Regions from separate parts of the Homo sapiens genome. Here all the other regions are linked to region 1. A link is an interaction called in ENCODE POLR2A ChIA-PET data of the cell type or tissue named here. Cell type or tissue: MCF 10A. All regions are shown on one strand. Region 1 has its middle 22 kb from the start of SCNN1B. Region 2 overlaps COG7 (component of oligomeric golgi complex 7). Region 3 overlaps COG7 (component of oligomeric golgi complex 7). Region 4 overlaps COG7 (component of oligomeric golgi complex 7). Region 5 overlaps SCNN1G (sodium channel epithelial 1 subunit gamma). Region 6 has its middle 36 kb from the start of SCNN1G. Region 7 overlaps SCNN1B (sodium channel epithelial 1 subunit beta).

Region 1 (4,000 bases):
ACTCAGCTGGCTTCACTGGCTGATTGGCTGTGCGTTGTAAGAGAGTAGGATCAACCCTAAAGGGGAATGAAGTGCTGATACAGGCTAAAACATGCTTGAACCTCAAAACACTTGGCTAAGTGGAAGAAGTCAGGTCCTCTAAGTTGTTGCCAAGAAGGACAACAACCTCGGCTATTTGGGAGTGGGGTGAGTTTCACTTTGGGCTTGTCAAGTTTGTGGTGCCTATGGGACATTTAGAGAGAGATGATCTGTAGTTTTGTTTTGTTTTGCTTTGTTTTGAGACAGTCTCACACTGTCACCCAGGCTGGATAGCCTGTCCACATATTGTATGATTCAATTCATGTGAAATGTCCAGAATAGGTAAATCCATGCAGATGGAAGGCAGACTGCCAATTGCCAGGGGGTAGTGGGAGACGGGAGGGGGGTAACTGCTTAATGAGTATGGGGTTTTCTTATAGGGTGATACAAATGTTTTGGAATTAGAGGTGATGGTTGCATAACATCTGAGTGCACTCAATGGTACTGGATTGTTCACTTTAAAATGGTTAATTTTATTGCTTGAGGCCAGGAGCTTAAGATCAGCCTGGGCAACATAGTGACCCCCCCACCCCTCACATCTCTACAAAAAATAAAAAATTAGCCCAGCTTGATTGCATGCACCTGTAGTCCCAGCTACTTGGGAGGCTGAAGTGGGAGGATCACTTGAGCACAGAAGTTGGGGGCTGCAGTGAGCTATGATCGTACCACTGCACTCCAGCCTGGACGACAGAGTGAGAACTTGCCTCTAAAAAAATAAAAAATGAAATGAAATGGCTAATTTTATGTTCTGTGAATCTCACCTTAATAAAAAAAAAGGGGAGGGGGCGGGTGTTGAAAAAAAGCCTCCAAAGTCTTTGGTCTGAAAATTTTGTGTGTGTGGGGTGTGTGTGTGTGTGTGTGTGTGATGGGGGCTGACTCTGTCACCCAGGCTGGAGTGCAGTGGAGCAATCTTGGCTCACTGCAACCTCTGCCTCCCGGGTTCAAGCAATTCTCCTGCCTCAACCTCCCAAGTAGCTGGAATAATTACAGGTGCCCACCACCACGCCTGGCTAATTTTTGTATTTTTAGTAGAGACGGGTTTTCACCATGTTGGCCAGGCTGGTCCTGAACTCCTGGGCTCAAGTGATCTGCCCACCTCAGCCTCCCAAGCTACTGGGATTACAGGTGTGAACCACCACGCCCAGCCGTGGTCTGAAACCTTAAAGATCAGGGTTGCCATTTACTGAGATGGAGAAAACTTACACAAGGAGGAGGGTGAGGGAGAAGCTTCTGGTGTTCAGTGCTGGATAATTCTTAATTTGGAGATGTCTAATGAACATCCAAGTGAGATTGTCAAGGACACAGATAGATGTGCTTGGATTTCAGGGAAAATGCTGAAGAAATTTGGGAGTCCTCCGCATATAGCTTATCTTTGGGCTCAGAACTGGCTGATATTTAATTTTCTGCTTCTTTTTTGAAGAGGACAGAAATACAAATTACTTCGTTACAGAAAAGTAAACACTTTTATGTGTTGCACGTCCAAGATTGTGGAGTGAAATTCGTACCTTCTACGTTCAGATGGGTTGCAGCTCTTTAAACCCAGCCAGGCATGACTGATCTGGAGCCAGGCAGGGCCGGGCTTGCTGGGAGGGTGGAGGAAGCCTGCAGAGCTCCGAGCTCTCTCCAGTGTTTCTGCAGAGCCCCTGGAGAACAACAGCTGACTTTGTGTATTCAGTAAAGATGCATCTGTCATGCCTACTAGCACTGTTTTCATCCTGCTGAGACTTGTCGGTTGAAAAGCCAGAAGGAATGCACCTGGTTTGCTAGCACCACCGAAATTTTGCCAAACTAAGGGATGCAGATTTTAGAACAACAATCTTCCATTGTTGGTGGTCATGCGCAGTTAACAACCATCACCAACAGTTAGTAGTAACAATGGGTTCAGTCCTTTCCGTGTGCCCAGCACTCCGCCAGGGGCTTTGCGTTCATCCTCTTGTTTCGCTCTTACATGAAGCTTGAGAGGGAAGTATCATTTTTATTTTTATTTTTTTAATTTTAATTTTTTTTTTTGAGACAGAGTCTCACTCTGTCACCCAGGCTGGAGTGCAGTGGAACGATCACAGTTCACTGCAGCCTCAACTTCCCAGGCTCCAGTGATCCTCCCACCTCAGCCTCTTGAGTAGCTGGGCCCACAGGCATGCATCACTATGCCGGCTAATTTTTGTATTTTTGGTAGAGATGGGATTTCCCCATGTTGCCCAGGCTGGAACTCCTGGGATCAAGCAATCCACCTGCCTTGGCCTCCCGAAGTGCTGGGATTATAGGCGTGAGCCACCATGCCTGGCTGGTAGGTATTATTATTATGAGCTCTAGTTTTCCACGTATTAAACAAGCACAGAGAGGTTAAGCAATTTTCCCAAGGGCACACAGCAAGTAAATGAATAATCAGGAGGCGAACTCAAATATGTCTGACTTTCTAGTCTTGTGCTTTGGAAGAATAACACCAGGAAATGTCAGAAGCTTCCTCTTTCACCACTATGCAGTCAGTGGCTAGAGAAGGTGTGGTCTGGGTTCCCCAAGTGACCATGTGCCTCCTCACCAGCCCCTAGCACAGGATCGGCACATAATTGGTGTTCAGAGCTTCCTGAATGAATAAACGGATGAATGACTGAATAAATTAACAAGCACACAAACGATCTGCAAATATCACATTGCATTGTGCTTAGTAATTAATGAGCCAGCTCAGGCTGTGGGCTACTTGAGGAGAGAGACACTTCCTTACATCCTGTAACAATGATGTCCAACATGCCAGAAAAATTTAGAGTACAGGTTAAAATGCATGGACCCTGGAGGTGGACTGCTTAGGCACAAATCGTGCCTCCTCTTCTGTACAAGCCCTGAGACCCAGTGATTTGATTTTCTCATCTGGAAAATGGGAAGAACAGTAATAGCCATTCCATAAAGATTTTTATTAAGATTAAATAAGGCGGTGGCCCACACCTGTAATCCCAACACTTTGGGAGGCCAAAGTGGGTGGTTCATCTTTGGTCAAGAGTTCAAGACCAGCCTGGCCAACATGGTGAAACCCCATCTCTACTAAAAATAGGAAAATGAGCTGGGCGTAGTGGCTGGCACCTGTAATCCCAGCTATTCCGGAGGCTGAGGCAGGAGAATCACTTGAACTCTGGAGTGGGAGGTTGCAGTGAGCCAAGACCACACCATTGCACTCCAGCCTGGGTGACAGAGCAAGACTCTGTCTCAAAACAAATAAACAAACAAAAACGATGGAATAAGTTAAGACTCTGGTACATAACAGCTGTTCAGTAAACATTAGCTGTGTGTCCATGGAGGCACAGAGAAAGAAGTCCCTGGCTGTCCCTGGTGGGGTCAGGTACAGTTGGCACTCTGTAACCTAGAATAAGAATAGATAAGGGTTTTTACATATTCTCACTTATAAGTGGTAGCTAGATAATGGGTACACATGGACATACAGAGGAGGAAGTTTCTGACATGTCCTGGTTTTATTCATCCAAAACACAAGACTTGAAAATCAGACATATTTAAGTTTGCCTCCTGATTCTTCATTTAACTGCTGTATGGACTGTATGAAAATCAGACATATTTGAGTTTGCCTCCTGATTATTCATTTAATTGCTGTGTGACCTTGGGCAAATCACTTAACCTCTCTGTGCTTGTTTATATGTGGAAAACTGGGGATCATAATAGTAATACTTACTGGCCGGGTGCAGTGGCTCATGCCTGTAATCCCAGCACTTTGGGAGGCCGAGGTGGGTGAGTTGCTTGAGCCCAGGAGTTCGAGACCAGCCTGGGCAACATGGGGAAACTCCGTCTCTACAGAAAAAATACAAAAATTAGCCTGGCATGGAGACTCCAAAAGGTGGGAGGGTGGGAAAGGGATGAAGGATGGAACACTGCCTATTAGGTACAATATACACTATTTGGGTGATGGGTACATTAAAAA
Region 2 (4,000 bases), 150 kb after region 1:
CAGAGCAGCTCCCTCACTGCAATCTATTTCAATAGCTCTCTATCTGAGTGCTATTGAAAATCAGCCCTCAACACAAGGGTTTGGAGAAAAAAAATAAATAAATAAGAAAAAAATAAATAAAATAAGCCACACTAGAAACAGGCCCAGTAAGTCATTACTGCAAAGTAAGACAGGCTCTTCCCCTGCTTACAAGAGGTTCTACTGTGCCTCCTGTCTCAAGGCAAGAGAACAACGGTTTAAAACCTTTATGGCTGGAAATGCCTAGAGACTTGAGGAAAGTAAATGATGGATAGTTGCCACTTGAAACAAAGTTCCTCTGTCTCTCCTCACTCCTAGTCAGGGGGTACCTTTAAAATTATCTCTTCCCCTACTTCTTGGTGTATCATGAGAACAAGGGAGACTCACTTCAGGTAGGTAAATTTTACCTGAAGTAAAGATAAAAACATTCCTGTTCATTCGAACACCACCTGACGAGGGGCCTCCTGCTTTTAGATGGGAAGAAAATGGCCTTCAGGAATTCCACAGGCTCCCTTGCTGGACAACAGGCGGCATTGTCACATTAGGTCCTATTTAAGTTATAGATAAGAGTGGTAAGAAGAGTTTCAGTGGAGACCTAAAGATTTCACTGACGTGGATTTCTAAGCTTATCTTTTAAACTTAAACCATTTAACTGGTTATCGTTTTTTCTTTTGTTGTTTGTTTGTTTGAGACAGTCTTGCTTGCTCTGTTGTCCAAGCTGAAGTGTAGTGGTGCGACCATAGTCACTGTGGCCTCAACCTCCTGGACGTAAGCAATCTTCCTGCCTCGGTCTCCTTAGTAATTGTGCCACCACACCTGGCTAACTTTTGCATTTTTTGTAGAGTTGGGGTTTCACCGTGTTGGCCAGGCTGGTCTCGAACTCCTAGGCTCAAACGATCCGCCCACTTCGACCTTCCAAAGTGTGGTGATTACAAGTGTGAGCCACCGCACCCGGCCTAACTGGTTATTTTTTAACCCCTTGAATGACAGCAACAAACGGGGAAGTTCTTTGAGCTGTGCTCTGCAGTTGAGGGTGGCCACTCCCGAGGCAGTCACCCGTTCCCTTGTCACCACAGACTCTGTTCTCCCTAGAACAAAAATGAGCTGTTACCTGTGTAGCCCACTGGATTTGTGTGTGCCAAGCACCAAGCAAGGCATCATAGAGTCCGGTAAGCTGCCGGTCCAGGGATAGGTCACTTTGACACAGCTCTTGCCAGGCTGCTAAAAGCTGCACCTGCAGAGACAGAACAAAGGGAACCTTATTGGGTACGTCAACATAGGTTGCCTGTGAACACTGCCCTGCCCTGCTACCCAGCGTAATCACGGATTGCTCAATGGGCTCACTGGGCAGCCCAGTGAGGTCCATTCACTTCAAAGAAAGGCAGGAAAAAAAAAAAAACATTTGCAGTTATCTGCACTGATTCACAGCTTTAATCTGTCACCCTGCGGATGTGATCCCCTCTCCATTTATCCTGCCCTAAAAACATGTAATGTGCAACCACTTGGCACACCATCACTCTTCTGAATAGATGTTGGGGCAAGAGCGGGCAGACATGTATGTTTAAGCTTCATGTCCTAACATCACTGCTTAAAAGACACAGAGCACTGGACTTGAAGGAATTAAGGTCAGTTCAGGAAGCTGTCAAGTTTTTTGGCAATCTAACTTCAGCAAACCTAGAAAACATAAAATTCCAAGCCAGGTGGAGTGGCACGCGCCTGTAGTCCCAACTCCTCACAAGGCTGAGACGGGAGGATCACTTGAGCCCAGGAGTTCAAGGCTGTAGTGCACCATGATCGGATCTGTGAATAGTCACCGCACTCCAGGCTGGGCAAAATAGTGAAACCCTATCTCTAAAGAAAAAAAGAGAAATTCTTACTGCCTTCTGAGGGTGTAATAAAGCTTAAGACATAAATCTCCCTTAAAAGACAAAAATGAGAATAAATTAAAACAACGTTTCAAGTCTATAATGAATCCAGCTGTAAACAGAAAAGAGAATGAAAACGGATAACTTTTTCCAACTGGCAATTAAACAAATCCATATGCTAGACCAAGAGCACCCCCTACTGGCTAACTAAGAGAAAAACAGCCAGAGGGCAAGGAGACAAATGTTCTTACCTTCTGAATTATGAACCTGCGATTCTGTGACCCAGAGTTATGAGCATTCCACAACTGCACAACTGTCATCGCGCACAGCTTCTTACCTTGTGACACTTGTAGTAGTAGGCCAGGAGCTGGGGCATCCGGTCAATTTCAGTAAACACCTTCACAAACACTTTGGACTGATCTAAAGAACATACAATGTATATATACTGTTACCAGCCTTTCTGGTGTAGACATGAGAAAAAACTCACCAGGATGAAGGTGGATATATGGAAGCTAGTATTCACAAGTTCCTGCCTAGATACTGAATTAACTCATGCATGAGGATCATAAATTTGAAAAATAAGCATGACGTGAAAACCAGATACTGCAAGGTATTCCCCACTGTTCCTCACAGAATTCATATTTTAACATGATACTGAGAGGTTATTTATGTCTTTCAAAATTCCTACTTCGATTATACCAGATGGGAACTTTAAAAAAGCAAACACACTGAACTGCTATATGTCAACATATCTGGTGGTTTGAGGAATAAGTAAATAATTTGGGCTGGTCGCGGTAGCTCATGCCTGTAATCCCAGCACTTTGGGAGGCTAAGGCAGGCGGATCACCTGAGGTCAGGAGTTCGAGACCAGCCTGGCCAACATGGCAAAACCCCATCTCTACTAAAAGAAAAACAAAAATTAGCTGAGCGTGGTGGTGCACACCTGTAATCCCAGCTCCTTGGGAGGCTGAGGGAGGAGAATTGGTTGAACCCGGGAGGCAGAGGTTGCAGTGAGCCAAGATCGCGCCACTGCACTCCAGCCTGGCCAACAGAGCAAGACTCCCTCTAAAACAAAGCAAAACAAAAAAACAAAACATAAAATCAAATAATTTGGTAACTATTAGCATTCCACACATAACAATGGATTCTAAGACCCAAGTTATGGGCTTAATATCAAGTAGTTTCTGACATATTTCCCTAAGGGCAGAGGAAATGACTGGGCAAAGCACTTGCTTCCAGGCTCACCGCTGGACAGACAGGAAGGTGGGTTTCAGTGCAGTCTCTGAATAGTGTGCACAGCAGCGCCACCTCTGGCTCCTGTCCGCCCCCTTCTGGCCAAAATGTACATGCCACAGCCTTAGAACTATATCAAAAGAAGGGAAAAAAAAGCCTTGAGCTAACAGGTCTCCAAACTTCTTATATTTGCTCTGTTCCCCTTCACTTCTGGGAAGCCCAATAAACTGCTGAGAAGGAAATGTTGTAACAGCAACCGCTGTGGGACACCCAGCTAAGCGCTGGAGACCTGCCAGTGGAACTTGACTTAATGGGCAGAAATCCATGAGTTAGAAAACGAATATTTGCCTTTAAAATGCTTATTATTTTCATAAGAACACTTAAATAAGTGAATCTTCCTGTTACATTTAAAATTATTCCATAGGCCAGGTGTGGTGGCTCACACCTGTAATCCCAGCATTTTGGGAGGCTGAGGTGGGAGGACTGTTTGAGCCCAGGAGTTCAAAAATGTCCTAGGCAACACAGGACCCCTCTACAAAAAATAGAAAAAATTAGCTGGGCATGATGTGCACCTGTAAACCCCAGGAGGCTGAGCTGGGAGTATCACTTGAGCCTGGGAGGACAAGGCTGCAGTGAACTGTGATCACATCACTGCACTTCAGCCTGAGTGACAGAGCAAGATTCTAGCTCAAAAAACAAAATTCTATAAATTGGGTTTGACCAGTGAGAAGCAAAAAAATTAATTAAAATAATTCTATAAAAAGTTGCTTCAGTGTATCAGCTGAATTCATTGGTTATATAAAATGAACTGGGCATGTATACTTGGCTATACTCACATTGTCATTTTAGGAGATGGAAAAGGGGAACATGTTGGGGATGAACAA
Region 3 (4,000 bases), 110 kb after region 1:
TGGGAGCTGCCTAAAGCTTTGTTGTCTCTATCTCCTAGAACTACAGCTGGCACACAGATGCTCGAGCAATGCTGAATGAGTGAAGAAATGAATCTGCAGGGGGAGCTTAACAGGGAGGAATAACAAGGACAACTGAAACTGAGGGGCAATCCCTAGATTTCACTCCACTCACTAGTTCCAGTTCTTCCCCCTGCTGCTGCTTGTACTAACAGGGAACACCAACACGCATTTGAATTCTCTCATCTCTCTTTCTCTGAAGGGCAGTAGCCAAAAGGCTGCCTGTTCCTCTGGTAAGTGCTGAGAGCTGACTATGAAATGAGCAGGGGTCAGGAACTCAGGAAAGCTGGATCCCAGGCCTGGCTCCATCACTAACAGCTCTGGGACCCGGAGGAAAGCACCTTGCTTCTAGTTCTTCTTCTGCAAAACAAGAGCCAGAAGCCGGTTGAGCCTGGCTCAGCCCTGTGGTCACTGAGGACGAAGCTCTGGCTGTGTCCCCAGGGAGCTGATCTTTCAGGCTTCTACCACCCGCTCTCCTGACCACCCCGAGAGGTGCGTTAGGCTAAAGAGCAGACAAGGTATTGGAATGGCATCAAGAGACTGGGGAGACTCCCTGCCACCTGCCAGCAGTAGCCCCATGCTCAGAGTACACCTGGGCAGTGAGGCCCTCCAGTGAAGAGGGCAGGCAGGAGCAAAGGGGACACGCCCACTGACTTGGCAGGCAGGATGCTATCTGGATGGAGACCACAAAGTGACCCTGGCCACATGGCCTTGTTATGGAACTGCCCTGGGCCTCCGTTCCCTATCGGTATGATGGAGAAGAGAGCACCCACCTCACAGGGGAGTTTGGAATTACATAAGACGATGGGTGCGAGTGCTTGGTCCAGCGCCAGGCATGCCTGGTATGCAGTAAGAGCTCATTAAACACTGGTTGGGAATTATGGCACAAATGGAGCGGGCCAGGTGGGGCCAGGCTGCAGGACTCGCTGAATCTTATCTCACTGAAGCTCCCCTCAACGGTTCTCAAGTCCTCTTCGAAAACATAGATGTCTGAGCTTCAGCCCGGTCTTGCTAAGTCAGAATCTCTGGGGCAGGGCCTGGAGAACCTGAATTTTCAACCAGCTTCAGAGCCAAATCCACAGCTGAAGCTAAGGGAAGACTTGGGATGAGATTCCTGGAGGGCAAAGGAGAAACTGACAGATGCAGCAGGCAAGAGCTGTCCCTCCCACCGCCTGTCTTGTGGGGACCCACCGATGTCAGTGGCCAGCTGCTTGGCAGAGTGTGGGCTCAGCTCAGGGATCTGTAGGATCGCATCACAGTAGGTCTGCATTGTGGCTCTGGCGATCGAGCCCAGCCAGTTGTCAGCCATGTTGTCCAGCTCGGGCAATTCATCCCCTGAAAAGAAAAGGAGGTCACCAAGGAAAACACAGGCCTGCAGTAGCTGCTGAATGCACCAAAGTACCAGGAAGCTTCTGATCTCAATGGCAAACACAGGAAACCGAAAACAGTTACATCTTAGGGCCAGGTGCAGTGGCTCATGCCTGTAATCCCAGCACTTTAGGAGGATGAGGCAGGCGGATCATTTGAGGTCAGAAGTTCGAGACCAGCCTGGCCAACATGGTGAAACCCCCGTCTCTGCTAAAAATACAAAAATTAGCCAGGCGTGGTGGTGCGCGCCTGTAGTCCCAGCTACTCAGGAGGCTGAGGCAGGAGAATTGCTTGAACCCAGGAGGCGGAGGTTGTGGTGAGTCAAGATCGCGCCACTGCACTCCAGCCTAGGTGACACAGCAAGACTCTGTCTCAATAATAACAATAATACAGAATACAAAGTTACATACAAAATACCATCTGCTTACAGAGCAGAGCCAGAAGGCACAAGCGAAAGTGGAAATACCAGTGCGTTCCGCAGTGGGATGTGGTTATAGATTTTTCAAGTTGTGATATTGTTTTAGATACAGCATGTGTACAAAAAGTACATGTTAGAAGGTTAAAAAAAAACAGGACTTGGTGACAAATGAGCCCAAGGATAAGGTGTCATCTGGAGTTTCTACCCTGGAAACTGACAGCTTGACTTGTAACATCGCCAGAAACGGTCCCCGCTTACCCTGCTCAGGAGGAAATGGCAGCTTTCCAGCGTGCAATGCCAACTCTAAGGCAGAGTCCTCCTGAGTCACAAATGGCTCAAGATTCAGGGGGAGGGACATGATGTACTGCCCGATCTGAAACAAAAGAAAGCGCTGTTAGCCTGACATTGACACATACGGGTTATTACTTTATGGGTACATTTGTGTGAAGGCAAACGGCAGAGAGACAAAATTGCTAGACCTCGGGTGATCCCAAGTCTGATCTTTCTAGTATGTGGCGATGCTTGTTATGGCAGTACCCTAAAAAAGAATCACTGGTAGCTTGCATATAGATTATAGATTCATCCTTCTTATAATGACCTCAATATTTTTGAAATGCATTCAACACAATCTCTATCTCCAATGAAGTAATGGATATCAAAATGCTTTGTAAAATTTGAAGCATTGTGTAAATATAAGTATTATTACTGTTCATAGGTGAAAAACCAGTAAGATACTAGTGTCAGAATGTGTGGGGCCAAGCAAGAATTCAAATCCTGTCTTCTGAGGCCAGGCACAGTGGCTCACACCTGTAATCCCAGCACTTTGGGAGGCCGAGGCGGATGGATCTCCTGAGGTCAGGAGTTCAAGACCAGCCTGGCCAACATGGTGAAGCCCTATCCTACTAAAAGTACAAAAATTAGCCGGGGATGGTGGCAGGCACCTGTAATCCCAGCTACTCGGGAGGCTGAGGCAGGAAAATCACTTGAACTCGGCGGGGGCGGAGGTTGCAGTGAGCCAAGATCATGCCATTGCACTGCAGCCTGGGCAGACTCTGTCTCAAAAAAAAAGAGACTCTGTCTCAGAAAAAAAAAAAAAAAACCTGTCTTCTGGATTTGGATCTGATTCTCTCCCTCCTAGATAATTTAACCAGAAGAAGAAAGGAATTCTGTTTGAAAAAAAGCCATTTATAACTATAAATTACTTTGGAGAAAAAACTATATTGTTTTCATAATATAAACTCTTGAAACTAAAGATAGACAAAACCTTGGCTGGTGGGGAATTGCAAAAGGTCATTTGCAATTGTCCTAAAAGACATTTAGGACATGCCCACAATTAGCACAGTCTTGGTCATGTGTTTGTCAGATATCCACGTGATGCCAAGAGTGTATTTTAGACCACTGTTTCCTATTTCTATTGTAATTCATTGTTTTGTGTTTTAAGGTTAAGTATGTGTTTTGTTTCAAAATAAGGGGGTTGACTTTTCAGGTTTCAAAATGATAATATATGTTTTTAAAAGGTCTTTCTGCCTGTTGTTGTTTTTTTTTTCTTCCTGCTACATATTCATTCCATGACATTCCTGTCACTGTTAATTAACTCTGTAAACTAAAAGTCAGGAGACTATCAAAGCAAGAGCTTCTCAATCTGGCCTCACACATGTCTACGTAACAGCGGGCTCCTTTCAGGGTGTAGTGTCCAGAAGTTAACACAGACTCGAAAATCTACCCAGACCAGAGAACTACAGGATGATCATGCCCTTCTTTCCAAACATTCAATATGGTTTGGCTGTGTAAGTGTAAACATCCATTATTAGTTTGGTGTTCCTTTTTTCTTTTTTCTTTTTTTTTTTTGAGACAGAGTTTTGCTCTTGTTGCCCAGGCTGGAGTGCAATGGTGCAATCTCGGCTCACTGCAACCTCCGCCTCCTGGGTTCAAGCAATTCTCCTGCCTCAGCCTCCCGAGTAGCTGGGATTACAAGTGCCCACCACCACACCTGGCTAATTTTTTTTGTATTTTTAGTAGAGACGGGGTTTTACCATGTTGGCCAGGCTGGTCTTGAACTCCTGACCTCAGGTGATCCGCCCACCTCGGCCTCCCAAAGTGCTGGGATTACAAGCGTGACCCACTGTGCCTGGACTGGCGTCCCTTTATAAGAGGTAC
Region 4 (4,000 bases), 140 kb after region 1:
TAACTTTCAAACTTGCTAATAACCAAAGTGAAAAACTAAAATGGCATATCAGTAATTGTCTAAGAACCTGGCAATGACAGGAGAAAAAAAGAATCTAGTGCTGGTGAGGGGATGGCAACACAGGCACCTTCGTTCACTACTGATAGATACAAAAACAGGTCTAAAGAACAAAATGTGTCAGGAGGCTGAGGAAGGAGAATGGCATGAACCCAGGAGGTGGAGGCTTCAGTGAGCCGAAATTGTGCCACTGCACTCCCGCCTGGGCAACAGAGTGAGACTCCATCTCAAAAAAAAAAAAAAAAAAAAGAACAAAATGTGACAAGTATCTTCAAAGTTTTCATTTCTGAGCAACTGCAAATTTAAACTTATCCTAAGGAATAATCGGAGCTAGGCTCAAAAACTAATGTATAAAACAGTTCATTATAGTTTTATATATCATAGTGATTAAAAATGGTAGTAAATTGGCCAGGTGTGGTAGCTCACACCTGTAATCCCAGCACTTTGAGAGGCCAAGGCAGGAGAATCACTTGAGCCTAGGAGTTTGAGATCAGCCTGAGCAAAATAGGAAGACCCTGTCTCTACAAAAAATTTTTAAAAATGAGTCAGCCTTGGTGGCATGTGCCCGTGGTCTCAACTACTCAGGAGACTGAGTTCAGAGAATCACTTGAGCCCAGAAGGTTCAAGGCTACAGTAAGCTGTGATAGTGTCACTGCACTCTAACCTGGGCGACAGAGCAAGACCCTGTCTCAAAAAAACAAAAAAAAAATAAAGACAACAAAACTATGTCTTAGGAAAACATTTAATGACATAAGAAAATGCCCATTATATTATTTTGAGCATTTCAAAAAATGAAAATATAAGACTGTCTACAACCAATATTTTAAGATATTTTGTATATATTATATAACATATATTATTACATGTAAATATATAAAAGTATTTAATATATTTAATATGTTATGTATTTATTACATAATATTTATATGGTAGATATTAAGTATATTAATATTTGTGAACAATGTATATTTATATTTGTATTACTGGAAGCAAATAATGTTGTTGGTGGCTCTGACTGATGAGTTTATGGATTGTTCTTGCTCTCTTTTTATTTTTGTGTGTGTTTCCAAAAAATTTTTAAGTTAAAAGAAAAACTAAAACTCTTTTGGAAAACCTCAGGGAGAATCATTAGTAATCTAGGTCAGGTGTGGTGGCTTACACCTGTAATCTCAGTACTTTGGGAGGCCAAGATGGGTGGATTGCTTGAGGCAAGGAGTTTGAGACCAGCCTGGCCAACATGGTGAAACCTCGTCTCTACTAAAAATACAAAAAAATTAGCCAGGTGTGGTAGTGTGTGCCTGTAATCCCAACTACTCAGAAGGCTGAGGCAGGAGAATTGCTTGAACCTGGGAGGCAGAGGTTGCAGTGAGCCAAGATCACGCCACTGCACTCCAGCCTGGGCAACAAAGCAAGTCTCTGTCTCAAAAAAAAAAAAAAAAAAAATGAAATCTAAAGTCCCAGCCAGGCATGGTGGCTCACACCTGCTGTAATCCCAGCACTTCAGGAGGCTGAGGCGGGTCGATCACCTGAGGTCATGAGTTCGAGACCAGCCTGGCCAACATGGCGAAACCCCATCTCTACTAAAAAATACAAAAATTAGCCTGGTGTGGTGGCACACACCTGTAGTCCCAACTATTCAGGAGGCTGAGGCAGGAGAATTGTTTGAACCCAGGAGGTGGAGGTTACAGTGAGCCAAGATCACACCGCTGCACTCCAGCCTGGGCGAGAGTGAGACTCGTCCCATGGCTGACTAGCAAAGCACTTCCAGATCTGTCTCAAGGGTGGTTCTCTTCCCCACTACATCCATCCCCAGGGGAAGGATGCAGCCATTCCTTGCTCCACCTTCGTCCCACTGTGCTGCAGCAACTCGCCTTAGCCCAGCTCTCTCAACTCTCCTTAGCCACTTCCACAAAGGCATCACGGTCCCTTGGAAGCTTCCCCATCCACTGGGCCTTTCCCATAACTAAGGCCTGACCTGTGAGCATGCCAAAAACACCGATGAGTCATCAGGAATCCGAACAATAAACACACTCCCTGGAACGTACAAGGCAATTATACACAGATGTAATTAAAGAGAAGAACTATTAAATAAACCAAGTCAGTGACACACAGCCGCCGAACAGCAGAACAAGGCCTTCCTGAAGCAATTTCCTGATTTGACAGCAACATGCGTCACGGGGTCTGTGTTCTTTAAAAATTTATAAAGCTTTTAACATAGACGGGAAAGAGCTTGGAGAGCATCACACACCAGGCACTGTTTACCCAAATGGGAGTAAGGGGTGCTCTGCTCTCAGTCGGCCACCGGGGAAAGCCCATTTTCTCTACAACCACCTGTAGTCCTAACACAGCTCCCCTGCCCTGGGACACTTGCTGTTGCTCCTTCAAAAAGCCCCTGTAGGCTGGGCACAGTGGCTCATGCCTGTAATCCCAGCACTTTGGGAGGCCGAGGCGGGCAGATCACCTGAGGTCAGGAGTTCGAGACCAGCCTCAACATGGAGAAACCCAATCTCTACTAAAAATACAAAATTAGCCAGGCGTGGTGCTGCATGCCTGTAATTCCAGCTACTTGGGAGGCTGAGGCAGGAGAATTGCTTGAACCTAGGAGGTGGAGGTTGTGGTGAGCCAAGATCGTACCATTGCACTCCAGCCTGGGCAACAAGAGCGAAACTCCATCTCAAAAAAAAAAAAAAAAAAAAAGCCCTTGTAGCCTGTTTGTTCTCTAAAACTGACTTTTGAGGTTGAAATGTCTGAGGCTTCGTGATGACTTCAAAGGATAAGCACACTTGCCTCCTGGTGTAATCTGCCGCCAACTCTTTGCCATAACATCTACCTGCCTCACTGTGATGCCTCTTTTATATCCCAAGCCCCACAGAGGTGTCCATCACTTCCCCAGAGCATGTAAGGCACCCAGGCAGCACTGGAGCCAGGCAAAGATATTAAACAACTATTTCCTTGATGGCAATGTTTTTTCATGGAAAAGCCCTCCACATCTGCTGAGAAGGAAAACACCGATCCCTTCCATTTCTGTAAAATCAGTCATCTGAAAAGGCAAACAAATCCAGGCCCCAGAAGCTTCAGAAAGAGCGAGTAAAGACAAGCTAGAGAACTGGCAGGAAGGAATGTTTACGTAGGTGGGGGAGCAGTGCCATCTCCAAGCCCTTGGCGAAGTGGGCGGTGGCGTCGTAGAACTCCAGCAGCCTGGTGAGCTCCTGCTCGGGCCCTGCCCTCTCCACGCCGTTGCTGAGGCAGGAGGGCAGCGAGGGCATGAGGGCCCCCAGGGTCTGAATCAGCAGCACCATTACCACCTCGTGGGGCTTCTGGAAAACCTGCAGTGAGAGAGAGGTGTACCTGCCTTAGCACATGGAGCCAAATAGGAGCCCACCTTTTTTAAAAAACTTTTTTGAGATGCCAGGCACGGTGGCTTATGCCTATAATCCCAGCACCTTGGGAGGCCAAGGAAGGTGGATCACTTGAAGCCAGGAGTTCAAGACCAGCTTGGCCAACACGGCAAGACCCTGTCTCTACTAAAAATACAAAAATTAGCCGGGTGTGATGGCGCATGCCTGTAATCCCACCTATTCGGGAAGCAGAGGCAGGAGAATCACTTGAACCCGGGAGGTGCAGGTTGCAGTGAGCCAAGACTGTGCCACTGCACTCTAGCCTGGGTGACAGAGCGAGACTCTGTCTCAAAAAAATAAAAATTAAAATTAAAAATTAAAAACTTTTTTGAGACAGGGTCTCACTCTGCCACCCAGGCTGAAGTGCAGTGGCATAATCATAGCTCACTGCAGCCTTTAACTCCCAGGCTCAAGTGATCTTCCCACCTTAGCCTCCCAAGTAGCTGATACTACAGGAACACTACCACACCTGATTAATTTTTTATTTTATTTTATTTTTTTGTAGAGACGGGGTCTCACTATGTTGCCCAGGCTAGTCTCAAACT
Region 5 (4,000 bases), 95 kb before region 1:
CCTCTGGAATGCTTTCTCCGGGGTGACTTGGTGCAGAAAGAAGCAAACACTTGAAGTGGGCTGGTTGGATTCGCTCCAGCGCCTTCAGCCGGCGCTCCCCCGGGGCAGACGTGGCTTCCGCCACAGGACAGCGCCCGCTCGCTCCGCGCAGGGAGGGCAGGGCTGCGGGGTCGCTCGGCAGGAGCTCGGGTCAGGGCCCTGAGGTTGAGTTCAAGTGATTTCTGCACAGGACTCGCCCTTCGGGACGGGCACTGATCGGGAACTCTCCGGTCCAGCGAACCCAACGCTAGACTTGGGGCAAATCTCTCATCCCTCTCCAAGCTTTGGGGTCCTGCACTGTGGGATGGGGGACAGGCAAAGTCGGTGGTAGGTGAGGAGGGGGTGCACGGAGCCGCTGCGATGAGCCAGGGCCCTGGAATTCTAAAGAATCCTTCAAATCCTTTCTACCTGTGTGGTCTTGGGCAAATTACCTAACCTCTGTGCCTCAGTTTCCTTCTCTGTGAAATGGGCCAAGTAATAGCACCTCATATAACTGTAGTGAGGATTAAATCAGGTAGTGTGTGAAAAGGACTGAGTGGGATGCCTGGGAGTACAGAAAGGGATCAATAAGTGATAGCTGCCATTATTGCTGCTTTCCCTGCTGCTGTTATTATTATTAATGATTGAAGAGCAGCCTAGTTAGTCGTTAAAGGGACTCCTAGGTGCAAATCCCAGCTCAGCCACTTTCTAGTGTGACCTTGGGCAAGCTACTTAACCTGTCAGCGTCTGTTTCATTTGTACAATGGAGGTGGTTGTGATACCTACCTCAGACGATTATCGTGAAAATTAAATGAGGTGACAGCTGCAAAGTACTTAGAAGAGTAAGTGCTGGGTATCAGCTAGTAATTCTTCCACCAAGGGTATCACATTGGCTCAGGCTGCATAATCTAATGGTAGCTACAGTCTTGTTTTGCTTTGAAGTTGAAATATTATTTATATGAATATTTTATCTGTTTTGCAAAGAGCAAGATCAGTTCCCTTCCTTCACTTGGGGGCTCCTCTGACATTGTCGACTGATCCATTGGGGTCAAGGTCGGTTCTGGGGAAGGGGCTGATGGGGCAGAGGTACCCCTGAGAGCTGGGGATAGGAGCTTCCAGAATCACAGCTTCTGTTGAACATTCACAGAGGAGGGCTGCAGTTTTATTTGACAAGCAATTGAACCTGGACCTAGATTTTAAAAACAAACTCTCGCTAATTTTTTTCTTTCTTTCCTTCTTCTTTATTTCATTTTTTATTTTTTTGGATTGTAGTGAGGGAGGAGGTAAGGATAGGCAATATTTTAAGTGATAAAAAAATAAATTATATTCCTCTTGCCCAGAGGCTACTAGCATCATTTTGATGGTGTTCTTCATCCCAGCAAAATCATATCAATCTATGGAGGGTTTAGAGCAGTTTGTCTGCTCTGGACATCTCACCTCCATGCCCAGCACTCCATTTCCTTTCCATCTGAGGCCTTAAACCCACTAGCATCATAAGCTTGGAAGCCTCCTAGCTTTGCCCCAGCTTCCAATTTTAGCCCATATTTCATGGGTTCAGGGTGGGAAAAAAAGACATAACTCTGCAGGTTCCGAATACTGCCTAAAAATCTTGATGGGGCACATCGAAGTCACAGACATGGGTCCTCTCTGGTCCTGGGGACCACCCTGTATGCCCTAGGATATGTCCTAATTTGCCTTTGTCACTGTAGAAGGCATAGGACGACACAGTTTTCATATATCCCCCACCCCCAATACTAGTGCTCACAAGTCTTGGGAAGTGGTCATGTGCACTGTTCAGAGTTTGGAAATTAAATAGCTGTGTTCCTTCTCTTTCCTCCTACCTTTAGTTCTTGGTATTGTTAATTAACTCCCTGCACCCAGCGTACTACCAGGCCCCTCAAAGGCGTATGCCATAGCGGTGAAGGCTGCAGGGTTCCATCCAGCTCCTCCACTAACCAGCTGCATCATCTTACACAAGATATTCAACCTCTCTGAGCCCATTTTTCTCCTCTGTAACATGGATATAATAATAGCATGCCTACTTCATGGAATTATTGAAACACAAAAGGAAATATATGTAGGCTATGTGTATATTTATAGAGAGAGACAAATTTACTTATGAGACTAATGAGACTATATATTATAAACATGAAATGAGTTTTTATGTAGTATATTAGTTCATTTCTAAAATTATTTCTCATTGTAAAGTTTGTATAGTTGAGATGCATCGTGCACATTGATGAATGTGATAATTTGCCTTCCAATACTGGTACTCTCCCCCAAAGCTGTTATTAAATCAAGGGCATTCTCTAAATTAATGGTATCTTAGAATCAAGGAAATATGGCACAATGCCTGGCAAACACTAAGTGGCCAATAGTTGCAGGTTATTGTTACATCAGGTGATCTAGAAACATTAAGAGCTTGACTGTAAAGAGAAGAAACAAAAGAGAAATCGTTTCACTTATAATAAAGCCTCAGAGAAAAGGCTGGGGAAAATGCAGCCAGGAACATGATCTAAGGTGGCTGCCGGGAAATTTTCTTGGCAGATTTCATCTGTCAGTTACAATCTGCCGAGCACTGCTCTGTGCCAGACACTGTGCTAGGAACCAGGGGGCATAATGAGATAGGAATGCTGCCCTTGAGGAAGGCGGGCTACTGGAGGTGATAAGGCACGGGTACCCCTGCCTGATAAGAGAGCTGATGGGGCTGCTTCCAGAGTTCCTGCCCAGGAACCCGGGGAAAGGTCCTGCAGCCTGTCCAGCCAGCGCTTCGCAGGTTGCACCTCACCCAGCCCCCGCACGGCTAGGCCTGGGGGCCGTAAGAGAAGTAGGCAGCTTCTCTGGCAGCTGTGGTGGCCAAAAACAAACGTCCCGTGGAAAAGGGGCCAAGGATTCAGAATGCAAAGTGCCTAAGCCACAGAGGAACAGAGGAAGGAGGTCTCTAAGGGCGCATGGACTGGTGTTTCCCAGACTGTGGTCTCCAGGGACACACTAGCCGGCTAGTGCCTGCCAGCTCACCTGCTTCTCTTCTTTGCCCCTCCAGCACGCCCGTCCTCAGAGTCCCGTCCTCAAAGTCCCATCCTCGCCATGGCACCCGGAGAGAAGATCAAAGCCAAAATCAAGAAGAATCTGCCCGTGACGGGCCCTCAGGCGCCGACCATTAAAGAGCTGATGCGGTGGTACTGCCTCAACACCAACACCCATGGCTGTCGCCGCATCGTGGTGTCCCGCGGCCGTCTGCGCCGCCTCCTCTGGATCGGGTTCACACTGACTGCCGTGGCCCTCATCCTCTGGCAGTGCGCCCTCCTCGTCTTCTCCTTCTATACTGTCTCAGTTTCCATCAAAGTCCACTTCCGGAAGCTGGATTTTCCTGCAGTCACCATCTGCAACATCAACCCCTACAAGTAAGAGGCATGAGCAGGGAAACGCGAGTAGGGAGCCAGGCCCCCCACAGAGGCCAAAGCCCCTCCCGAAAGTGACACACTGGCAGCCTGGAGGTCGATTCCAGCCTACAAATGTGCTTTCTAGAAATTTGAATTTGTTGCTAACGCTGGTAAACAGCCCCCTCCCCAGTTCTAAATCTGTATGTACCAAGTTTTCAGACCATCAGTGACTTGTTTTTTTTCTTTTCTTTTTCCTTTTTTGAGATGGAGTTTCGCTCTTGTTGCCCAGGCTGGGATGCAGTGGTGCGATCTCGGCTCACTGCAACCTCCACCTCCCAGGTTCTAACAATCCTCCCGAGTAGCTGGGACTACAGGGGTGTACCACAGCGCCAGGCTAATTTTTTTGTGTTTTTAGTAGAGACAGGATTTCACCATGCTTGGCCAGGCTGGTCTTGAACTCCTGACCTCAGGTGATCCACCCGCCTTGGCCTCCCAAAGTGCTTGGATTACAGGTGTGAGCCACAGTACCTGGCCTTTTCTTTTTTTTTTTTTTTTTTTGGAGGCAGGGTCTCACTCTGTCACCCAAGCTGGAGTGCAGT
Region 6 (4,000 bases), 61 kb before region 1:
CATTTTGGGTAGGAAGAGGGAGAGGCTAAATACCCTGGCTCTAGGGCTAAAGGAAGTCCTTCATCCATGGGTGGGGAAGGTCCACATTTCAGGACTAATCCCTTCATGAGAATGGCTGCTAGTAAGGGCAAGAGTCTTGGTAAAAGAGAGGGGCTGTAGGGACCCTGTCTGGACCTGGGCATCCCTGGTCCAACTCAACCCCAGGCCTGTGGCTAGAGTAAGCCTCTGCTCTATCTGGTGTTTCCACCAGACCTTATAGGGCAGGGCATTGCCAGGAGGCATGCCAGCCAGCAAGGAGGAGGTCATAGAGACCCCAGACTGGAGGGAGCTCCCCTGTGAAGTGGGCTCAGGAGCCAGGCCCATGCAGGTGAGGATTGGGCTACAGAGGCCGTGAGCCTGGCTTTCGTCCATGCTGGGCTCTGGCGGCTGTAGCCGGTGCCGACAGGGAACTTGCAGCTGATGTCTACCTGAGCACAGCACAGACAGGAGCTTCCTCCTCCTCCCCAATGGTGGGGACAGGAGGTGCCCTCAGATTCGTGGAATTGGCCAGCCTCTGCCTGATGGAGGAACACTTCTAGTAGGCTTGTCAAAGGCAAGGCCATGAGAATCCAAAGCCAACAGCCGCTCAACTCCCCCCAAGCACACGGGCGTGCACACCCAGCAAACTCCAGCTGTCTCCATTCTTGTTTGGCTCTTGCAGTGCCCAGCATCGTCTTCCCTCCTTCTCCACTTCACCCTTCCAGGCCAGCTGCAAATGTCAGCACCTCTGTAAAGTTTTCCCTGACCCTCTTCCCTTGCCCCAAGAAGTTGGAGCTTCCACCATTACACAACTTTCACCCATATATATATATAATATATATAAAATATATTATATTATATTTTATATATATTATATATTATATATATTATATATTATATATATATACGTATTTATATATTATATATATATATACGTATATATATATATGAAACAGGCAGGGTCTTGCCTCTGTTGCCCAGGCTGGAGCGCAGTGGCATGATCATAGCTGACTGCAGCCTTGACCTCCTGGGCTCAAGTGATCCTCCTGCCTCAGCCTCCTGAGTAGCTGGGATTACAGGTGCTTGTCACTACCCATGGCTCATATTTAAATTTTTTATAGAGACAAGATCTCACTATGTTGTCCAGGCTGGTCTTGAACTCCTGGACTTCAAACAATCATAGCTCACTGCAGCCTCAACCTCCTGGGCTAAAGCAATCCTCCTGCCTCAGCTTCCCAGGTAGCTGTAACTATAGAAGCACACAATTATGTCTGGCTAATTTTTTATTATTATTTTTTGTAGAGATGGGTTCCTGTTATGTTGCCCAGGCTAGTCTCAAACTCCTGGACTCAAGCTATTCTCCCGCCTCAGCCTCCCAAAGTACTGAGATTACAGGATGAGCCATGGTGCCTGGCCCTGTATACAATTTTTTATCCACATCTGCCTCTATCATTAGACTATGAGCTCTGCAAGGGCAGGAATTGTGTCTTATCTCCTTGTCCCTAGATGGGGACGGGACAGAGTACAGTGTTGGCATTTAGGAAAAGTTTGTGGCGCTTATAAAAACAGTGACAATACTAACAATGGCTAATATGCATTGAGCTCTTATGGTTTGCCAGGGATTCTGCTAAGCACTTCACACACATCAGCTTGTGTAATTCTAACAGCTCAGGAACTCATAAAGAAAGAAATGGAGGCCGGATGTGGTGGCTTACGCCTGTAATCCCAGCACTTTGGGAGGCCAGAGCGGGCAGATTGATTGAGCTCAGGAATTTGAGACCAGCCTGGGCAACATGGCAAAACCCCATCTCTACAAAAAATATGAAAAGGTATCTGGGCATGATGGTGGCGCACGCCTGTAGTCCCAGCAGCTACTCAGGACACTGAGGCAGGAGGATGTCTTGAGCCCAGGAGGTTGAGGCTGCAATGAGCTGAGATTGTGCCACTGCACTGCAGCCCGGGGAACAGAGAGAGATCCTATCTCAAAATAAAATAAAATAAAATAATTAAGAGAAAAGAAAAGAAATGGAGTCACAAAGAGTTCTCACGGCCACACTGCTAGTAACTGCTGTGCCCAGGCTAGCAGGCAGAGCCAATGCACTTAAGCACTGTGCAAACTGCCTTTCAGATAGAAGCTTTTCCCTAGAGGCTAAGTGTGTCTGCCCCTGAAGTTTTCTCCAGCCCTCTTTAGCTTCAGATCCGGCCTACTCAGCTGAGGGGCCTTCTTTTCCCAGGACAAAGGTGAGGACAGAGTAGAACAACTTCATTCCCAGACCCCTTTCATAAGCAACTGCCATAGCTAGGAGCTACTGATTCCAAGGGACACCGACTCCATTTGTAAGTCACAAGAATGCCTGTTCTTAATGTACCCCTGGTCTTCTCAAATGGAGCCACCACCCTCACTAGTCCTCTGAGTCACTGAATCCCAGACCCTAGTGTCCTGCCACCCATGGACCACCTCCCTGATGAACAGAGGCACTGCAGACTCAGCCTATGTCCTGTGATCCTGCACAAGGGAAGATATTAGATAAACATGCTAGTCTCTTCTGGGGTTAAAAACTCAGGAGAGAGGTCTGGGCTAGATGGAGACATGGGCATCATCCAGGCAGGACAAAGCCAGGGGTGTGGATTAGGTCACCATGGAGGAGAAGCAGATCAGAAGAGGAGAAAAGGGTTCGGTGCAGTGGCTCGCACCTGTAATCTCAGCACTTTGGGAGGCCAAGGCAGGAAGACTGCCTGAGCCCAGGAGTTAGGGGCTGCAGTGACCTGTGAGTCTGTCTGTACTCCAGCCTGGGCAACAGAGCAAGATCTTCATCTCAAAAAAAAATAATAAAGAAGAGAAAAGAGTCAAAGATGGAGACTCCGAAACACTGACGTTTAAGAAAGAGACTTAATAAGGACAAAAGGTGAAGTGACAGGAAGCTCCCCTCCTCTTCATGAATCTCCCTTCTTCCAGCTCTCCTTCCTCCTTCCCTACTCCAGGCTATGCCAAGAGAATGTCTCCGAAGTGCAGACTGGACCACAGCACCTCCTGCTTAGACACTTCTTGGCAGTGCCCCATCTGCCCCATCTGCCCCATCACACCTTGGCCATGTTTCTCAAGTTGCAGGACTCACCCTACGGTGATAATTTTAGGCAGCACACAGACTTATCTGCAACTCTGAATGGTTCCCTCTCTCTTCCTCCACTCACCCTCCACTCATTCACGCATTCCTTCAAGATCAGATGCAAATGTCACTCTCTCTATATGGTCTTCCCTTGCAAGTTGGAGCATCAAATATCATTGACAAACAGAATAAGAAAGCTAGTCCATTTTCCAATGTGCAAAAGCAAAGTTCAGCCAGTGTGGTGGCTCATGCCTGAATCCCAGCACTTTGGGAGGCCAAGGCAGGAGGATTGCTTGAGCCTAGGAGTTCAAGACCAGCCACAACACAGGGAAACCCTGTCTCTACAAAAAAATATACAAAAATTAGCTGAGTGTGGTGGTGTGTGCCTGTAGTCCCAGCTACTCAGGAGGCTGAGGTGGGAGGATGGCTTGAGCCAGGGAGGTCAAGGTCACAGTGAGCTGTGATTGAACCACTGCACTCCAGCCTGGGCAACAGAGCAAGACCCCATCTCAAAAATAAATCCCCAAAAAGCAAAAAACAAAATCTCGGTTCGATGTTCACATGTCTTCAATACTTTCTAACACTGTTCGTCTCTCTTTTCTAACAAAGAGAGAGCTGCCTCAGAGCCTGTAGCTCTCTAGCTCTCTTGCTATCTAATTTGAACTTAGCAGCATCAATTCTTCACTGCCTTTGTTTTCTCAGTGGTCTTCTGCTTAATGTAACCAATGCTTAATGTAATCAATAGAAAAAAAAGTCAATTGATTGACCGAGATTTGCCAAAAAAAAAAAAAGTGCAAGATCATGTACTATAGAAGAACGCATCTCCTTTAGTCACTAGTTTAACAATCACTTATTCATGCAACAAACGTTTATTG
Region 7 (4,000 bases), 82 kb after region 1:
AAAAACAATTTTAAAATAACAAAATTAGCCCGGCGTGGTGGTACACACCTGTAGACTCAGCTACTCTGGAGGCTGAGGGGGAAGGATCACTTGAGCCTCGGAGTTTGAGGCTGCAGTGAACCAAGATCACACCACTGCATTCCAGCATTCCAGCCTGGGTGACAGAGTGAGAGTAAAATATAGAGAGAGAGACTTTGTTGTTGGTGGTGGTGGTGGTTTTTTTTTTTTTTTTTTTTTTGAGACGGAGTTTTGTTCTTGCCCCCAGGCTGGAATACAATGGCATAATCTCCACTCACTGCAACCTCTGCCTCCCGGGTTCAAGTGATTATCGTGTCTCAGCCCCCCGAGTAGCTGGGATGACAGGCATGCACCACCACACCTGGCTAATTTTTGGTTTTTGGTTTTTGGTTTTTGGTTTTGTTTTGTTTTGTTTTTTTGAGACAGAGTCTCACTCTGTCGCCCAGGCTGGAGTACAGTGGCACTATCTCGGCTCACCACAAGCTCCGCCTCCCGGGTTCATACCATTCTCCTGCCTCAGCCTCCCGAGTAGCTGGGACTACAGGCAGCCGCCACCACAACCGGCTAATTTTTTGTATTTTTAGTAGAGACAGGGTTTCACTGTGTTAGCCAGGATGGTCTTGATCTCCTGACCTCATGATCCACCCGCCTCAGCCTTCCAAAGTGCTGGGATTACAGGCATGAGCCACTGTGCCCAGCGTAAATTTTGTATTTTTAGTAGAGACAGGGTTTCACCATGTTTGCCAGGCTGGTCTCAAACTTCTGACCTCAGGTTATCTGCTGCCATAGCCTCCCAAAGTGCTGGGATTACAGGCATGAGCCACTGCGCCTGGCCTAGAGAGACTTTTTATCGAGGAATAGTTTTAGATTTACAGAAAAACCACAGCCTCCAACTCCTGGACTCAAGTGATCCTCCCTCCTCAGCCTCCAAAAGTACTAGGATTACAGATGTGAGCCACTGTGCTGGCCTTTGCTCTGTACTTTGGAAAGGAGTCACTAAATTCAGACTACGCTCAGGGGAAGGGGAAGGGAGTGGCCAGTGGGAAAGGAGCATTGAGCTCCACCCCTCCTAGAGAGAAGAATATATATTATTTGGAATTCTTCTGTAAAGGAAGATTTGTCTCATCTCCTCCATTTATTTATTTATTCCATCATTTATTGACACAGTATGGACTCCTGTAGATTTAGGTTGTAATCCAATTCCTTGTTATCTATTCTCTTGCTTAAATTCTTCTAGCTTTGGCCACTCTGTCAGTTAGCACCTGTGTGCCTTTGATATGTCCTCACCTGGGTGGGTTTTTTAACTTTTGCCTACTTTCTGGCACTACAGGATGCCCCCGCCCTAGAATCAGCCATTTCTCTAAAGAGCTCTGTTTGGTTTTTTGGTTGTTTTGTTTGTTTGTTTGTTTTTGTTTTTGTTTTTTTTGAGATGGGATCTCACTCTGTTGTCCATACTGGAGTGCAGTGACACAATCGCGTGCCCGATTAATTTTTTTATTTTGTAGAGATGGGGTCTCCCTATGTTGCCCAAGCTGGTCTCAAACTCCTGGCTCAAGCAATCTTCCCACTTCAGCCCCCTAAAGTGCTGGGATTACAGGAGAGAGCCAACAAGACTTGCCCAAGCTCTGGTTTTTTAAATTGAAGAATGGTATTTAGAAACCAAGATCTGGGCCAAGCATGGTGGCTTATGTATGTAATCCCAGCACTTTGGGAGGCCGAGGTGGAAGGATTGCCTAAGCCCAGGAGTTTGACACCGGTCTGGCCAACATGGCAAAACCCCATCTCTACTAAAAATACAAAAATTAGCCGGGTGTGTTGGCATGCACCTGTAATCCCAGCTACTAGGGAGGCTGAGGCAGGAGAGTCACTTGAACCTGGGAGGCAGAGGTTGTATAGAGCCAAGATCATGCCACTGCACTCCAGCCTGAGCAATCTCAAAAAAAAAAAAAATAAAGTTAAATAAAATTTAAAAATAAAGAAACCAAGATCTGGGCATATATAAGCATTATTATTACTATGGTTGTTGTTGTTTCAGGGATTATCCAACTAGTTTCTGCCCTGGAAAGTCTTTCCTGACCTCTGACCACACAACAGTGGTTATACTGCTTCCTGCTAGGATGCTCTATTTCCCAGTCTTTTCTGGAGGCTCACTGGTCTCTGTCTGCATGCCTGGCTCCCAGCCCAGCAGAGATTTCTGTAGGGAAACACCTGGCTCTGGAATCAGAGGCAGCCAGTCCTGGGAGCAGCCTCTCTGGGTGAAGAGTATTATCAACAAGCAAATAGTTGGCACGCACGTGGAGACCAAGAGCATGGCGCGGGCAGGAGGGGACCTGGCCACACCCCATGCAGCCTCCTGCTCCTGGGCTGCATCTGACCAAGACAGTTCCTTGGGAACACTGTGTCCCCATGCCCTGGGGCGAGGTCTCTCCTTCAAGAGCAGGGCCTGGATTGAGCTGGTTTGCTCTGCTCTGTTCTTTTCCTGTGGCCACAGCCCTGATCCCACAGTTTATAGACTCCATGGTGCCCGCCCAGAGCTATTTCTTCCCTCTGGGGCTTTGCCTGTGTTGTGTCCCTGCCTGGTGAGCCCTTTCTCCTCCCTACCCTGTAGACTTAGCCATCGCTTACTTGTTCATAAAGTCTCAGCTCAGGCCTCCCCTCCTCCAGGAAACCTTCCCTGACTCGCTCCCCACTCTCCACTGGGACTTGGGTGTCACTTCTCCATACTTATCTCTGTCGATGCTCTTATCGCCTATTGTAATTTATTCATCAAATATTTACTGAGTGTCTGTGTGCTCTGTACCAGACCCTGGGCATGGAGCTGTGAACAGTAGCAGCCAAGATTTTTTGAGTATTACAGTATGCTAGGCATCCACCCCTTGCCGCAGTCATGTAGGTAGTATTATCTGGTGTTACAAATGGGGAAAGTGAGGCACGAAGACGTGATGTAACCATCCCAAAGCTCACCAGCTGCTAAGGGACACAGCCAGAATTGAAATCAAGCAGGCTGGCTCTGTGGCCTGTGCTCTTGACCTCTGAGCTCTTCTCCTTCCAGACAGACAAGGTCATGCTCCCTCCCCGGGCTTATGTTCTAAGCAGGAGACAGCTAAGTGAGCAATTAAATCAAGAAGATAATTTCAGGCCAGGCACAGTGGTGGATGCCTATAATCCCAGCATTTAGGGAGGCTGAGGCCAGAAGATCACTTGAGGCCAGGAGTTCAAGACCAGCCTGGGCAACATAGCAAGACCCCATCTCCACAAAAAATTTTACAAATTAGCTGGGTGTGGTGGCACATGCCTGTAGTCCCAGCTACTCAGGAGGCTGAGGCAGGAGAATATCTTAAGGCCAGGAGTTTGAGGCTGCAGTAAGCTATGATCACGCCATTGCACTCCAGCCTGGGCAACAGAGTGACACCCTGTCTCTACCAAAAAAAAAAAGGAAGCTGATTTCAGATTCTGATGTATCTGATAAAGAAGATAATCAACTGGTTGAAGGGCCAGGTGCAGTGACTCACCCTGTAATCCTAGCACTTTGGGAGGCCAAGGCAGGTGGATCACCTGAGGTCAGGAGTTCAAGACCAGCCTGACTAACATGGTGAAACCCTGTCTCTACTAATAATACAAAAATTAGCCAGGCGTGGTGGCGCATACCTGTAATCCCAGCTACTCAGGAGGCTGAGGCAGGAGAATCACTTGAACGGGGAGGCAGAGGCTGTAGTGAGCTGAGATCATGCCACTACACTCCAGCCTGGGCAACAAGAGTGAAACTCCATCTCAAAATAAATAAATAAATAAATATAAATAAACTGGTGGAAAAGATCTAGAGTAACTAGGTAGAAAATTCTATTACTATTAGTAATAAAGTACTATTAACTAATAGTTCTAGTCCATCACTTTGCATAGGGGTTCAGGGAGGCCTCAGAGCAGATAAAAGCTGAAGGATGGGGAGAAGCCAGTATCTGAAGAGCTGGTTAGAGAATATTCC

Evidence for each region. Peaks named below come from ENCODE experiments on the same cell type or tissue, not always from the same donor. Only the 100,000 strongest peaks of a DNase experiment are listed, where the experiment ranks them.
Region 2: POLR2A ChIA-PET joins it to region 1 with 10 read pairs; 3 of 35 experiments call an interaction of 5 or more read pairs at or near these places.
Region 3: POLR2A ChIA-PET joins it to region 1 with 40 read pairs; 4 of 35 experiments call an interaction of 5 or more read pairs at or near these places.
Region 4: POLR2A ChIA-PET joins it to region 1 with 31 read pairs; 4 of 35 experiments call an interaction of 5 or more read pairs at or near these places.
Region 5: POLR2A ChIA-PET joins it to region 1 with 17 read pairs; 4 of 35 experiments call an interaction of 5 or more read pairs at or near these places.
Region 6: POLR2A ChIA-PET joins it to region 1 with 20 read pairs; 3 of 35 experiments call an interaction of 5 or more read pairs at or near these places.
Region 7: POLR2A ChIA-PET joins it to region 1 with 14 read pairs; 2 of 35 experiments call an interaction of 5 or more read pairs at or near these places.

The regions. Positions count from the first base shown.
Region 1 is chr16:23,278,155-23,282,154 of GRCh38, forward strand. It overlaps a transcript of SCNN1B not described here. Among named protein-coding and RNA genes, the nearest start is that of SCNN1B, 22 kb to the right of the region's middle. RefSeq lists an enhancer at 1,751-2,273. In MCF 10A, no CTCF peak of the experiment used is centred here; a DNase peak (open chromatin) is centred at 1,667.
Region 2 is chr16:23,432,416-23,436,415 of GRCh38, forward strand. COG7 (component of oligomeric golgi complex 7) reads right to left here. Exons shown (of 17, transcript NM_153603.4): 5 at 2,221-2,303; 6 at 1,130-1,252. Among named protein-coding and RNA genes, the nearest start is that of COG7, 19 kb to the right of the region's middle. In MCF 10A, CTCF peaks have their summits at 2,095 (motif pointing left) and 3,207 (motif pointing left); DNase peaks (open chromatin) are centred at 2,076 and 3,206.
Region 3 is chr16:23,391,132-23,395,131 of GRCh38, forward strand. COG7 (component of oligomeric golgi complex 7) reads right to left here. Exons shown (of 17, transcript NM_153603.4): 15 at 2,102-2,216; 16 at 1,249-1,392. Among named protein-coding and RNA genes, the nearest start is that of COG7, 60 kb to the right of the region's middle. In MCF 10A, no CTCF peak of the experiment used is centred here; a DNase peak (open chromatin) is centred at 2,150.
Region 4 is chr16:23,421,565-23,425,564 of GRCh38, forward strand. COG7 (component of oligomeric golgi complex 7) reads right to left here. Exons shown (of 17, transcript NM_153603.4): 7 at 3,185-3,383. Among named protein-coding and RNA genes, the nearest start is that of COG7, 30 kb to the right of the region's middle. RefSeq lists an enhancer at 2,704-3,249. In MCF 10A, no CTCF peak of the experiment used is centred here; DNase peaks (open chromatin) are centred at 2,127 and 3,207.
Region 5 is chr16:23,183,167-23,187,166 of GRCh38, forward strand. It overlaps SCNN1G (sodium channel epithelial 1 subunit gamma), which reads left to right. Exons shown (of 13, transcript NM_001039.4): 2 at 3,062-3,422. The coding sequence starts at 3,106. Among named protein-coding and RNA genes, the nearest start is that of SCNN1G, 2.4 kb to the left of the region's middle. RefSeq lists enhancers at 2,586-3,087, 3,088-3,587. In MCF 10A, no CTCF peak of the experiment used is centred here; no DNase peak of the experiment used is centred here.
Region 6 is chr16:23,217,234-23,221,233 of GRCh38, forward strand. No RefSeq gene overlaps it. Among named protein-coding and RNA genes, the nearest start is that of SCNN1G, 36 kb to the left of the region's middle. In MCF 10A, no CTCF peak of the experiment used is centred here; no DNase peak of the experiment used is centred here.
Region 7 is chr16:23,360,376-23,364,375 of GRCh38, forward strand. All of the region lies in intron 4 of SCNN1B (sodium channel epithelial 1 subunit beta), which reads left to right. Among named protein-coding and RNA genes, the nearest start is that of SCNN1B, 60 kb to the left of the region's middle. In MCF 10A, no CTCF peak of the experiment used is centred here; a DNase peak (open chromatin) is centred at 2,266.